Regions from separate parts of the Homo sapiens genome. Here region 2 is linked to region 1. A link is a contact called in ENCODE Hi-C or POLR2A ChIA-PET data. All regions are on one chromosome and are shown on one strand. Each heading gives the region's core, a stretch centred on a gene start or an enhancer-like site at or near the end of the contact. The rest is flanking DNA. Distances are from core to core; before and after follow the strand shown. Region 1 holds the start of LINC00673 (long intergenic non-protein coding RNA 673). Region 2 holds the start of SLC39A11 (solute carrier family 39 member 11).

Region 1 (6,101 bases), core at 1,130-3,629:
CAAAGAAAATAATACAAAATGTGGATAAATCTTTATGTACAAAAGATGCTCACTGTATTACTTCTAATGGTAAAACTTTGGAAACAACTTAGTATCCAACAATAGGGAAATTGCCAAGCCAATTATGAGTCAACGCCTGCAGCAGAATACAGTTACCATGCCGTCATGACATGGGGGAAACGTTCAAATAAAATTACACAAAAAAAGAGGAGGAGAAAAAGTTGTATACATTGCAGGATTTCACCAGTGAGGAAATATATCAAATTGCCAGCATTACTGTGTGAATTGGATGTTTTTCCTGCTTTGGGCACTTTTGTGTAGTTTTCTATAAAAGAAAGAGAAAGAGCATGGATTACTTTTTAAAATCAGACAGGGAGGAGGAGTGGTGGGGTTGGTTATCAGTTTGCCTGGCGGTTTCAACCTTTCCTCTCCCGGAGTCAGTCTAAGCACAGAACTGGGGTGGGGGCAGAGGGTGGGGAAGGGCCGCAGGTAAGGTGCTGTGTCAACCTGGGCAGTTCCAAACCCTGCATGGGACCAGGGGCACCGAGGGCCCCAGCTCCCAGGGTAGGGGGTCGTGCCACTATGCACTGCCTTTTCTTCTTCCGGTGCTGCTTTACTTTCTCTTGCTCCTGGAGCAGTGCTCACTGGAGACGCTGGGACCCTGAGCACTGACCAAGAGTGATCCCTGACAGCGTCAGATTCCTATGCAGAAGGGACTGCTGGGTGGGAAATGGATCACCGACAGGTTCTAAATGCGAACCCACAGGCTGCAGGAGAGGGGTGAGGGGCGAAGGAGGGAATCCCACCTCTGGGAAAGCATCCTCAGGAAACCTAGATAGGTCCTGGAGGTGAGGACAATCGCCAAGGAGGGAGAAGGAAAAGGAGGACCCTGGTTAATCTGCACGCCAAGGGTGGAGTCGCTCAGTCATTCATTCAACAAACATCTATTCAGTGCCTACTCAGTGACAGGCATCGCGCTGCCCCCAAACAGGGCAGACACAAAAGAACAAGGGGAGGAGGAAGCTATGGATACAGAAGCGGTATGCTTTCAGTTCCAGACTCAAGACGTAAGCCCTCTCCCCACATTGGCCAAGAAACGACTTCCATTAGCAAGTTGCGCCGGAAAGGGGAGGTGGCGGGTGGTCTCACTGGACTGAATTCCTGCCACCTCCCACCTATTCAGAAAGCCCGTCCACACCCTGGCCAAACGCGTACCAGCGTCAGCCTGACGGGTGGCCCAGTCCTCGCCGGAAAGCTGCTTGCCAAACGCCCCCGCTCACCCCCTAGCCCCAACGGTGAGAGGGGCTCGGCTGAGTCGCGTTCTCCAACCGCTGCGCCCCAGCAGCGTCCCCGGTCGCCAGTGGGCGGACGCCAGGAGCTCACGGAGGCGGCACCGCTCCCGAAGTAACGGAGCCCGGAGGGCGCCCAGGCGTTAAGGCAAGTGCAAGGGGCCGAGCGGGTGCGCCGAGGACGCGGGGGCGTCTCCCCCAGCTGAGGTTCGGTCCCTCCAGGCAGCCAAGGCTTGGCAGCGCTAGAGGCTGAAGGACAACGGCCGAGAACGCCCAGGATGGGGTGGTCGCTGACCACCGTGTCCCAGGTGAATCAGCTCCGCTTGGAGGCAGGGGGATGACTAAAATGACCTCCAAGAAGATGTCAATTACAAGAACAAAAATTTCAACCCGGAATCTCGAGACCTTCGAAAAACGACGCGGAGGAAAAAAGGAAAGAAAGAAAAGAAAGTAAATCAGATCCCTTCCCCGAACCGCAGGGAAACTTACCTCCAGCTTGGCGACCCAGCTGTTAAGCAGAACAAATCAATCCACGGATGGAGAAGAGGTCGTGGGTCTTCTGAGCCCAGCTGATACACACCAAGTAATCCACGTTAAGGGGTCCGCAGCCCCCCACCCAATTCCCCACTTTCCATCCAAGGCCAAAGAGCAGCCAGACCCTGTCCTCTGCGCTCCAGACTCGCGGAGGTCGCGGGCGGGGGTCCTCAGGCGGCCGCCTTCTCGTCCCCAGGGGTGGGCGCGCGACGCGGGCAGGGACCGGGCGCCCGGAGGACCAAGCGAGCGCATCCCGCCTACTCGTGCTGGGACATCACCCAGCCTGGACGCCGCTCCTCGCCTTTCTTCCCCGCGCATCGCCAGCGCCAACCAAAGATCCCCGCCGGGAAAGCCTCTCTGCCAAGCTGGAAAGCGCTGAAGGCGGATCGTCTCTCAGACTTGGGTTTGCAGGTTCACAAGGCCCGGGAGGCTTACGGTGGGCGCCTGCCTAACAGAGGGTCCTTGCGGAGAAGCGCAGAACGACAAATGCCAGAGGCGGTGACCGCGTCCTCTGGATACCAGCGCCGCACCGCGCACCCGCGCCGCCTGCGCGCCCTGCAGTCGGCTGGGCCATTCGGCCCTTATATACCAGGCGGACCCGCGCCGGGACGGGGCGGAGCGGGGTGGGCGGGGAGGGGGTGGGGAAGGCCGAACGGCTTCCTGGGAGTCGTAGTTCGACTACGTAGTCCTGTCGTAGTCAGAACAAAAGCTAAACAAGGATGGAAATGGTTAGGGTTTGCCCACCACAGCTGTCCTCCCTTGCGCCCTTCCTTCACAGACAAAGCTGGCATTCCAGTCCTATTGTCAATGCCGCTAGGTCTATTCTGGCCTTTGTGCATAAGGTGGGTCACACCAGCCCCGAATGCCGCCCAGGATGACAAACCTTGGTGGCCCTAGAGTCAGGTTATCCCAGCTGGGCCCCACTTCTGGAGACCAGAGGTCCGAAATCAAGGGGTTAGCGGGGTTGCTTGCTTCTAGGGGCAGTGAGGGAGAATCTGTCCCGGGCCTCTCTGAGACCTGGTGGTCATTGGCTATCTTAGGCGTTCCTTATCTTAGGCGTTCCTTGGCTTGCAACTGCCTTACCTTCATCCTCCACCTTTTACACGGTCTTCTCCGTGTATCTTTTCACATAGTTTTCCCTCTGCGTGAATCTCTGTCTCTTCACACTGTGGTGTTTCTACAAGGATGCCAGTCATATTGGATAAGGGGCCCACCCTGATCCAGTACGACCTCATCATTAACCAATGACATCTGCAACGACCCTATTTCCAAATAAGGTTACATTCTTGGAGGTCCTGAAGATTAGGACTGCAATATATTAATATTTTGGAGTTGTAGGGGGAAAAGTTCAACCCCTAACAGGTCTTCTATGCCTTGTTGCACCTATTAACAGCCATTGTGACTAACCAACCCTTTTGATAAAAGCAAGCCCTGAGAAGCAAGATGAAATCACAAAATCACTGAGGCTGTGACAGGAGGGGAAGCCAAGAACATTGGAATCTCCTGGGCCAGGTTTTCCTGTGGCCACGGTGGGATTGCTGGAGAGGAAATGGTCAGAAAAAGAAGGCATCAGGTTGGGCGTGGTGGCTCATGCCTGTAATCCCACCACTGAGGTCAGGAGTTCGAGACCAGCCTGGCCAACATGGCAAAACCCCATCTCTACTGAAAATACAAAAAAAATTAGGTGGGCGTGGTGGTGCATGCCTGTAGTCCCAACTACTCAGGAGGCTGAGGCATGAGAATCGCTTGGACCCGGGAGGCGGAGGTTGCAGTGAGCCGAGATTGCGTCACTGCACTCCAGCCTGAGCAACAGAGTGAGACTCTGTCTCAAAAAAAAAAAAAGAAGGCATTAGTATTGAAAGTAACAGGAGGCACCTGGGTAAATGGGGTTGGGGAGGGGAGAAGATAGACAGGGCATTCCTAGATGCCCCTGAAGCACAGACTTGATTTTCCACCTGCCACTGTGCCCAAGTTTCCCCCCATTCAAGTCCCAGGCTATGGACAAGCTCAGGTCTGGCCCTGGAATCCTGGCTCTCACCTGGCGCTGACATTCCCGGAGAGTCAGTGGCAGTGCAGGGTCTGGATTGGCCACCATTTCCACTCTGAACTCACAATCAACTCCTCTCTTGCTTCCAGGTAAGAGAAAAACTGAGGCCAAGATGAATGTCAAAGGCAGGGATATCCGAACTCCCTAAACCCTCCCCTACAGGATATTGAGGATAACGCAGCTTTGCTGCTAGGAGCCGCCTGACCTTCTCCCCACTTTCCAGAACACGGGCTGCATATTCCTAGCATACGAAAGGGCATCCAGTCGTCTCAAAATGGTATCAGTGCCTCTTGCTGACTATGCATGGTTATTGTTTTCTCCTGCGTTATAATTCATTCTAGTCCTCAGTCTTCTTAAATTTCTGCACACCAAACATTAGTCACTTGAATAATTAGAAAAATATAGAAATTAATTTTAACTCATCATTTATTTCTTCTCATTGCTGTGAGATTGATTTTCCCCAGGTAAAGCTGGAATCATGTCTCTTCCTTGCTCCTAAAACATCCAGAGAGGTATAAACCCATGTTTAGCATAACATAGAGATGACAGATACAAACATACATACATACATAGCTAGATAGAGGTAAAAATAAGAATTGTATGTGTACATGCATTAGCATACACACACATATATCTCCTTTCTCTCTCTGCTAAGAGGGTCCAGAAGCAATGGCAGCCCAGTAGCAATGAGCACTGGATCTAAGCGATCATTTAGCACCTAGGTTTGTTTTTATACTATTGTCCAACAGAAGGAACCAGAGCTCATTGGAGAAACAGCTGATTCTAGGACTGGGGCAGGAAATATGCAAGATGAGCCTGGAGCACCTCGTAGTGTCAGAAAGTAAGAAAGTGCTAAAACACACTGACACACAAGCATACACACCATACAATGGTGGGGCCACGAGAGAAGGACATAGAAACCAACTGAAAGAGCTCTTAATCGCCAAAGTGGGGGAACCATTTGAACAACAACTTAAGTAAAGTGGTATTAGATTATAACCAAAGTAATAAAAAAATTCATGAGTTCATATTGATATAATTAGGTGATTGGAAAAATAAATACACAGAGGAAAAGAAATCTGTGCAGAAGAATTTCAAAAAATGTATGTAAATACACTGCCCTCCAGGAAGTGGAGTATAACTCCCCATTTCTTAAGCGTTGGCTGCACACAGTGACCCCAACTGAGAGATGGTCTACAAAACACCTCATCAATAACCCTCAAAACTGTCAAGTTCGCCAAAACCCAGGAGAGTCTGAGAAACTGTCACAGCTCAGAGAAGGCTGAGGCTTGATGACTGAACGTGGTCTTCTGGATGGAATCCTGGACCAGAAAAGGGACATTAGGTAAAACTAAGGAAATCTGATAAAGTGTGGGACTTTAGTCAATAGTAATGTACCAATATTGATTCATAATTGTTACAAATGTGCCATGTTAATGTAAGATGTAATAATAAGGGAAATTGAGTGTGGTTGTATTAGTTTGTTCTCACGCTGCTGATAAAGACATACCCAAGACTGGGTAATTTATAAAGAAAAGGAGGTTTAATGGACTCACAGTTCCATGTGGCTGGGGAGGCCTCACAATCATGGTGGAAGGCAAAGGAGGAGCAAGGTCACGTCTTACATGGTGGCAGCAAGAAAAAATGAGAGCCAAGCGGAAGAGAAAACCCCTTACAAAACCATCAGAGACTTATTCACTACCAGGAGGACAGTATGGGGGAAACCACCCCCATGATTCAATTATCTCCTACTGGGTCACTCCCACAACACGTGGGAATTATGGGAGCTACAGTTCAAGATGAGATTTGGGTGGGGACACAGCCAAACCATATCAGTGGGTATATGGGAACTCTCTGTACTATTTTTGCAATGGCTCTGTAAATCTATTCTAAAATTGAGATGTTATTTTAAAAGTTACATATGTATTTAATATAAATATGCATATATATGGTGATAAAAATAATTGCAATATCAACCCTCTCTCGTGTATCAAATTTTCTCCTTTTTTGAGTAGATTCATGGCTCTCTATTCTGTTCCACTGGTCAGTTTTTCTAACTCTGTACCATTATCATGGTGTCTTAATTCTAATACTTTTTTTTTTTTTTTAAGATAGAATCTCGCTCTGTCCCCCAGGCTGGAGTGCAGTGCCATGATCTTGGCTCACTGAAACCTCTGCCTCCCAGGCTCAAGGGATTCTCCTGCCTCAGCCTCCCGAGTAGCTGGGACTAC
Region 2 (6,101 bases), core at 1,640-4,139, 500 kb after region 1:
GAAGTTACACCACCGCCCACCAAGGAAAGGAAGGGAAGTACCACTCCCTCTCATTTCAGTCCAGAGAACCTCCTCCAGACTTTAACATGCTTAAAATTCTGGATCTGAGATGACAATCAGATCTCTCCCTGTGGAAAGTTACAAGGCAGAGAAACCCATTTGTTGAAAAGCCCTGTGTTCTGGTACACAAACACTGGGCTCAGGGCCTCATATCAAAGCCTCATTCATCTCCCTGATGGTCTGCCAGCACCCAGAGGGCTGGCTGGACACAACCACACTGGGCTCAGCCCTGCCAGTTCCCGGTGCTCTGTGAGGAGCCAGCAGCCCTGAGCCTGCAGATCAAGAGCTGAAGACGCTGCCTCGATTGACCCTGGAAGGAAACCATGGCAGAGTGTGGACGCAGCCCTTATGCCAAGCGGCTCAGCAACACACCCAGGCTCAAACCTAGGAAGGGTATAGGTCCAGGTGAGCCCAGGTGAGCCCTGGCTCAGCCCCTGTGCCAGAAACTCTGAGATAAATAGCATCTATGGAATCAGACTCTAGTTCCCGCACTCTAAACGAACTGCACCAACTGTGAAAACTGTGACCACGCCAATTAAAGAAAAAAAAAATCATTTTCAAAAAACTACTACCCTTTACATCCGTCATCTTGCTAAGCCACCCTAAAAAGAGGGGTTGGTCTTTGTTTTTAAACCAAGCCATCTGGACCATTACACCAATCATCTATTCCGAGTTGCTGTGGACAAAATTTCAAACAGCATTTACAAAGAACAGCACAAAGGGATCATCCTCTTAGTACTTATCATCCAAGACAGGGCATAACAAAAACACCTTTCTTTCCTGTATTTGAATGTGCCTCTTGACAGCTACAGAAGAGAGCAAACAATTTACATTTGCCAACAGGCCAAAGTCAATGTGGATCTTGTGGGCTGGTGAACAGAACAGAGGGAGCTCGTGGGTGTTCCTGGTGGTTAGTGGGATAGGGAAACACCCGTCTAAGCCTGTCCCCATGTATATCTGAGCACCCTCCTGAGTAAGAAAAAGGGACACAGAGGGAAGACCGAGGCCACCATCCTTTCCATCCCAACAGGAGCAGCATTGATCACGGGCAATGCAAGCCCAGTGCCCCTCGGAGAAGTTTCTTCTCTATTTGCTGTTTTAAATCCTCGCTACAAGGGTGGTCAGAGAACCAGCAGCACTGGTCCGGCTTGGGAGCTAGTTAGGAATGCAGAAACTCAGGTCTCACCCCAGACTTTCTGAATCAGGGTCTGCATTTTGTGGAATTCCATGGGGGATTCTTATGCACATTAAACTGTGGAAAGCAAAAGATTAAAACTGGTAAAACTTGGCCAGGCGCAGTGGCTCATGCCTGTAATCCCAGCACCTTGGGAGGCCAAGACGGGCAGATCACCTGAGGTCAGGAGTTCGAGACCAGCCTGGCCAACACGGTGAAACCCCATCTCTACTAAAAACACAAAAATTACTTGGGCGTCGTGGTGTGTGCCTGTAGTCCCAGTGCCTGTAGTCCCAGCTACTCGGGAGGCTGAGGCAGGAGTAATCGCTTGAACCCGGGAGGCGGAGGTTGCAGTGAGCCGAGATCGCGCCACTGCACTCCAGTCCGGGTGACAGAGCAAGGCTCTGTCTCAAAAAAAAATAAAAATAAATAAATAAATAAAACTGGTAAAACTTCTACAATACCAAGAGCTTAGAAAATGAGTTCTCCTGCCCCATGTGGGATTGGCAAGAGCAAAGAAGAGTCCCAAAAGAACAGAAAGTTTTCTGCAGAGTCTCAAGAGAAGAAAAAGTTTCTGGCAGAGTCCCAAGAGAACAAGAAGTTTTCTCTAACCGGCAGACCAGTAACAACTTTAGGACACAGCATCTCCATCACAGCTTACACAATGGGGCTCAGAATTCCTCACGATGGGGATATTAATTCCATCAACCCTGATTCGTTAGCAGCAGGGAGAATCATTCTCTGACCGTTCCAACTTTTAACATGCCAACAGCCTGTAGACTTGTACACACCTGCCACAGCAGCACATGGGCATTCCCGGCTGATTGATACAGGTTTGTTTTCTTTATTTCCTTTCTCCCCCTTTTAAACCTGTTGTTCCGCTTCCAAGAGTCAGTTCAAGAGGCTGGTGAAGTTGCAGAAGTGGAAACAGCACTAGGGCTGCTGGGCCTTAGTGGAGCTGCACACACATGCCCTAACTCCACGAGGGGGAATCCAGCAGAAGGATTCAGGTCTGGGCGGAGAGGACTGTGGAAAAGTTCTCTAATGCCTCGCTACTCAAAGCGTGGTCCGCGGACCACCCAACCTGGGAATTAGTTAGAAATGCACACTGTCACGCCCCACCCAGACCTGCTGCAAGTTAACCAGATTCCCAGTCAAGTTCCAGAGGTCCAGCTAACAGCCAGAGCAAGTGGGAGGGGCCTGGGAGCAGCTGGATTTGTAGCTGCCTCTGCTCCCAGGAATCCCGGGTACCCCCACACACCGCCTAGGAAGGGACGAACGAAGAGGATTTGGGTTAGGACTGTAAAAGGAAGGCATGTCATTGCCTTCCAGATCACCCTGGAGAGGGACATAGCCGGGGTCCGGGGACTTCCTTCCCACCGCCCCTCACCCTCCCACCCCGCCCCGACACCTGCCAAAGCCTCCAATTTCTCCTCCAAACCCCTCCTCTCTCCAGGCGTACCCCCTTCCAAGCTCCAGGTGGCTGCCCTTCCAAGTCCCACACTCTTGTCCTGATGGCCTCCGACCCCGGGCCTCGAGCCCAACCAAAGGCACCGAAGGAGAGAAAAGCCAACTCACTAGGGTGCCCTCTCCAGCCCCCACTGCACTTCCATCAGCCCCCGCTGCCACTCTCTCGCCGGCTCCACTCCCGCAGTCACTTCCTGCTTCCCTCCCGCACACGTGGCCCTCCCGCCTCCGGGCCCCGCCCCCTTGGCCGCAACTGGCAACTCCCGCCTGAAGAATAGATTCTCTGGTTCACAGCCGTCTGCAGGCTCAGGAACAGATCTGGGCGGGCAGAACAGAGCCCTGAGGCCAAGAGCCCAGCAGTCTGCGAGTGACTGCAGCCCTAAGGGAAGCTACAAACACCCAAGGAAAGAGCCCTTTGTAACACCCCTGATGTTACTTATGCTTCTACACCTTTGGCAGCCAGGTCCATGCCACTGGGTGCGCAGCAGAGCAGGATGTGCTGTGTGTGTGTTGCGGGAGAGGCTGGGGGCGGGTAATGTGATGGCATCGGCATCATTCTCCAGTCAATGACCCTCAAAAGAATCACTGGAGGGGGTCAAACACAAAATGCCAGCACCCCCAGAGGCTCTGGTTCCGTCATTCTGGGTGGGGCTGACATTTTGGGATTTTTTTGTTTTTGCTTTTGTTTTTTTGAGATGGAGTCTCGCTCTTTCGCCCAGGCTGGAGTGCCGTGGCCCAATCTCGGGTGATTGCAGCCTCTGCCTCCTATGTTCAAGCGATTCTCCTGCTTCAGCCTCCCGAGTAGCTGGGATCACAGGTGCATGCTGCCAAGCCCCGCTAATTTTTGTTTTTTTTTTTTTTTTTTTTTTTTTTTAGTAGGGACGGGGTTTCACCACGTTGCCCAGGCTGGCCTCGAACCCCTGACCTCAAATGATCCACTCGTGTGGGCCTCCCAAAGTGCTGGATTATAGGCATGAGCCACCGCGCCTGGCCTGAGATCTTGTTTTGAGCTAGGAGTTGCTGATGCTGCTGTCCTGGGACCACCCTTTGAAAAGCACTGCCCTAGGTCAAAGGCTTTGATCTGCAGGATTTCTGTGAAAAGACCAGAGGATAGGATTGACTAGATTTAGCCAAAAACAAAACAAAATAAATAAATAGATAGAAACAAGATGCCTGGGCTGGGCGCTGTGGCTCACGCCTATAATCCCAGCACTTTGGGAGGCCGAGGCGGGCAGATCACAACGTCTGGAGATCGAGACCATCCTGGCTAATACGGTGAAACCCCGTCTCTACTAAAAATACAAAAAATTAGCTGGGCGTGGTGGCAGGCGCCTGTAGTCCCAGCTACTCGGGAGTCTGAGGCAGGAGAATGGCGTGAACCCGAGAGGCCGAGCTTGCAGTGAGCCAAGATCACGCCACTGCACTCCAGCCTGGGCAACAGAGCAAAACTCCATCTCAAAAAAAAAAAAAAAAGCCTGATTAAATTTGAATTTCAGAAAAATAACGTCATTTATTACTATAAATATGCCCCGGGCAATGTGTGGGACATACTTATGTTACAGGCATATTTGTTGTTGATCTGAAACTGAAACCCAGCTGAGTGTCCTGTGTTTTATTTGACAACATATCAGAGCGTGACCTGAGCAGAAAAGCTACCCGTGGTCTCGATGGCCATAGCCCAAAGGGTCCAATAACAGGCCTCTTTCTTCCAGTGGAACTAGGTTGTTCACACTGACGGTCGCACCATATACCAAGCACTCCATGGGGAGGAGAAGACAGCCTGGCCACTGGAGGGTGGTCTTTGCCCTTAAAAGACCCCCAACTTGGAAGAGTCAAATCAGCCATTGCAATTCCACATAAGAGAGTATGTACAGGCACACAGAGACACAATACCCATGTGGCACGGCCCATCAACTCATCTTCCAAAATGTCATACCTCTTCCTGCACGCTGCAATAGCCATAAAATGACACAATATCTTAGACTCACTTCAAAATATGATGGAAGAGAAAAGTGGATGGAGTAGAGATTAAACAAAATTGGCCATGAATTAACCATTCTTAGGCTGGGCATGGTGGTTCACACCTGTAATCCCAGCACTTTGGGAGGACAAGGTGGGCAGATTGTTTGAGCCCAAGAGTTTGAGACCGGCCTGGGCAAAAAAGCAAGATCTCGTCGCTACAAAAAGTTTTTAAAAAGTAGCTGGACATGGTGGCAGATGGTAGCTGGGCCTGTAGTCCCAGCTACTAGGGAGGCTGAGTGGGGAGGATCACTTGAGCCCAGGAGTTTGAGGCTGCAGTGAGCCGTAATGGTGCCACTGCACTCCAGTGAAAGACCCTGTCTCTTAAAAATAAAAAATTAACCATTGTTGAACCTGGGGAACGGGCACGTAGAGGTTCATTAAATGTTTCTGTTTCTACTTTTGTGGATGCTTAAATTCTTTTCTTTTTTTTTGAGACGGAGTCTCGCCCTGTCACCCAGGCTGGAGTGCAGTGGTGCAATCTCGGCTCGCTGCACCCTCCACCTCCCAGGTTCAAGTGATTCTCCTGCCTCAGCTGGCCTCCCAATTAGCTGGGACTACAGGTGCGTGCCACCACACCCAGCTAATTTTTTGTATTTTTAGTAGAGACGGGGTTTTGCCATGTTGGCCAGGCTGGTCTCAACCTCCTGAGCTCAAGCAATCCACCTGCCTCAGCCTCCCAAAATGCTAGGATTACAGGAGTGAGACACTGCGCCCAGCCGCTTAAATTCTTTATAATGAAAAATAAACAGAAATGTTTACAACGATCCACAAAGTGCCTCTCCTGCCCAATCCTTTCTCTCCTTTCTCACTGCTGCTGTGAGGATTCAACCTGCCCATCCCTCATCTAGGTCATGGAGTCACCTCCTTCCACTCCACCCTGTCTAGTCTGTTCCATGTAGCACCGCCAAGATCAGCCTGCCTAAAGCACAGCACATCACACTCTCCTGCTCAAAAAGCTCCGATAGCTCCCCAGTGCCTTTGGCATAAAGTTCAAATGCTTCAGCCTGGAATTTGAGTTTTGCTGTGGTATGATTCCAACTAAACGTTCTCAAGTCTGTCTCCCAGGGTTCTCCTCCCTGTGCCCTCTGGCCAAGCCAGGCTGGACAGCTCGCTGTCCTCCACACAGCCTTCCCTCCCTGCCACTCCTATCTCCCTTATACCATTTCTGCTGAACTGCCCTTCGCCTCCCAAATCTAAGCCCCACCATCCTGCAAGACCCAGGTTTAATGCATTCTCCTTGGGCACCCCATCTGACCTCATCTCCCACCTGTCCCAGCCCTGGTTACAAATCGAGTCTCTATCCTCTAAGGTCCCATAGAACTCCATCTGGATTCTAAGGCACTTGCCTCCTTCTGTCTTATACTGTAGGATCTAACTT

Evidence for each region. A loop is a pair of places that touch in the nucleus more often than their neighbours do. ChIA-PET counts read pairs that join two places held with the same protein, here RNA polymerase II (POLR2A). Pooled maps may share reads with other maps.
Region 2: a map of naive thymus-derived CD4-positive, alpha-beta T cell shows a loop between it and region 1 (28-fold over the local background). The contact joins the promoter of SLC39A11 here to the promoter of LINC00673 in region 1. A Hi-C loop is called at or near these places in 1 of 168 maps with a recorded cell type or tissue (naive thymus-derived CD4-positive, alpha-beta T cell) and 8 of 50 pooled maps. POLR2A ChIA-PET finds 5 or more read pairs at or near these places in 1 of 52 experiments (GM10248).

The regions. Positions count from the first base shown.
Region 1 is chr17:72,590,425-72,596,525 of GRCh38, forward strand. It overlaps LINC00673 (long intergenic non-protein coding RNA 673), which reads right to left and starts at 2,380. Exons shown (of 4, transcript NR_152516.1): 1 at 1,779-2,380. RefSeq lists a silencer at 2,458-2,507.
Region 2 is chr17:73,089,799-73,095,899 of GRCh38, forward strand. SLC39A11 (solute carrier family 39 member 11) reads right to left here and starts at 2,890. Exons shown (of 10, transcript NM_139177.4): 1 at 2,813-2,890. RefSeq lists enhancers at 1-347, 348-848 and a silencer at 1,819-2,050.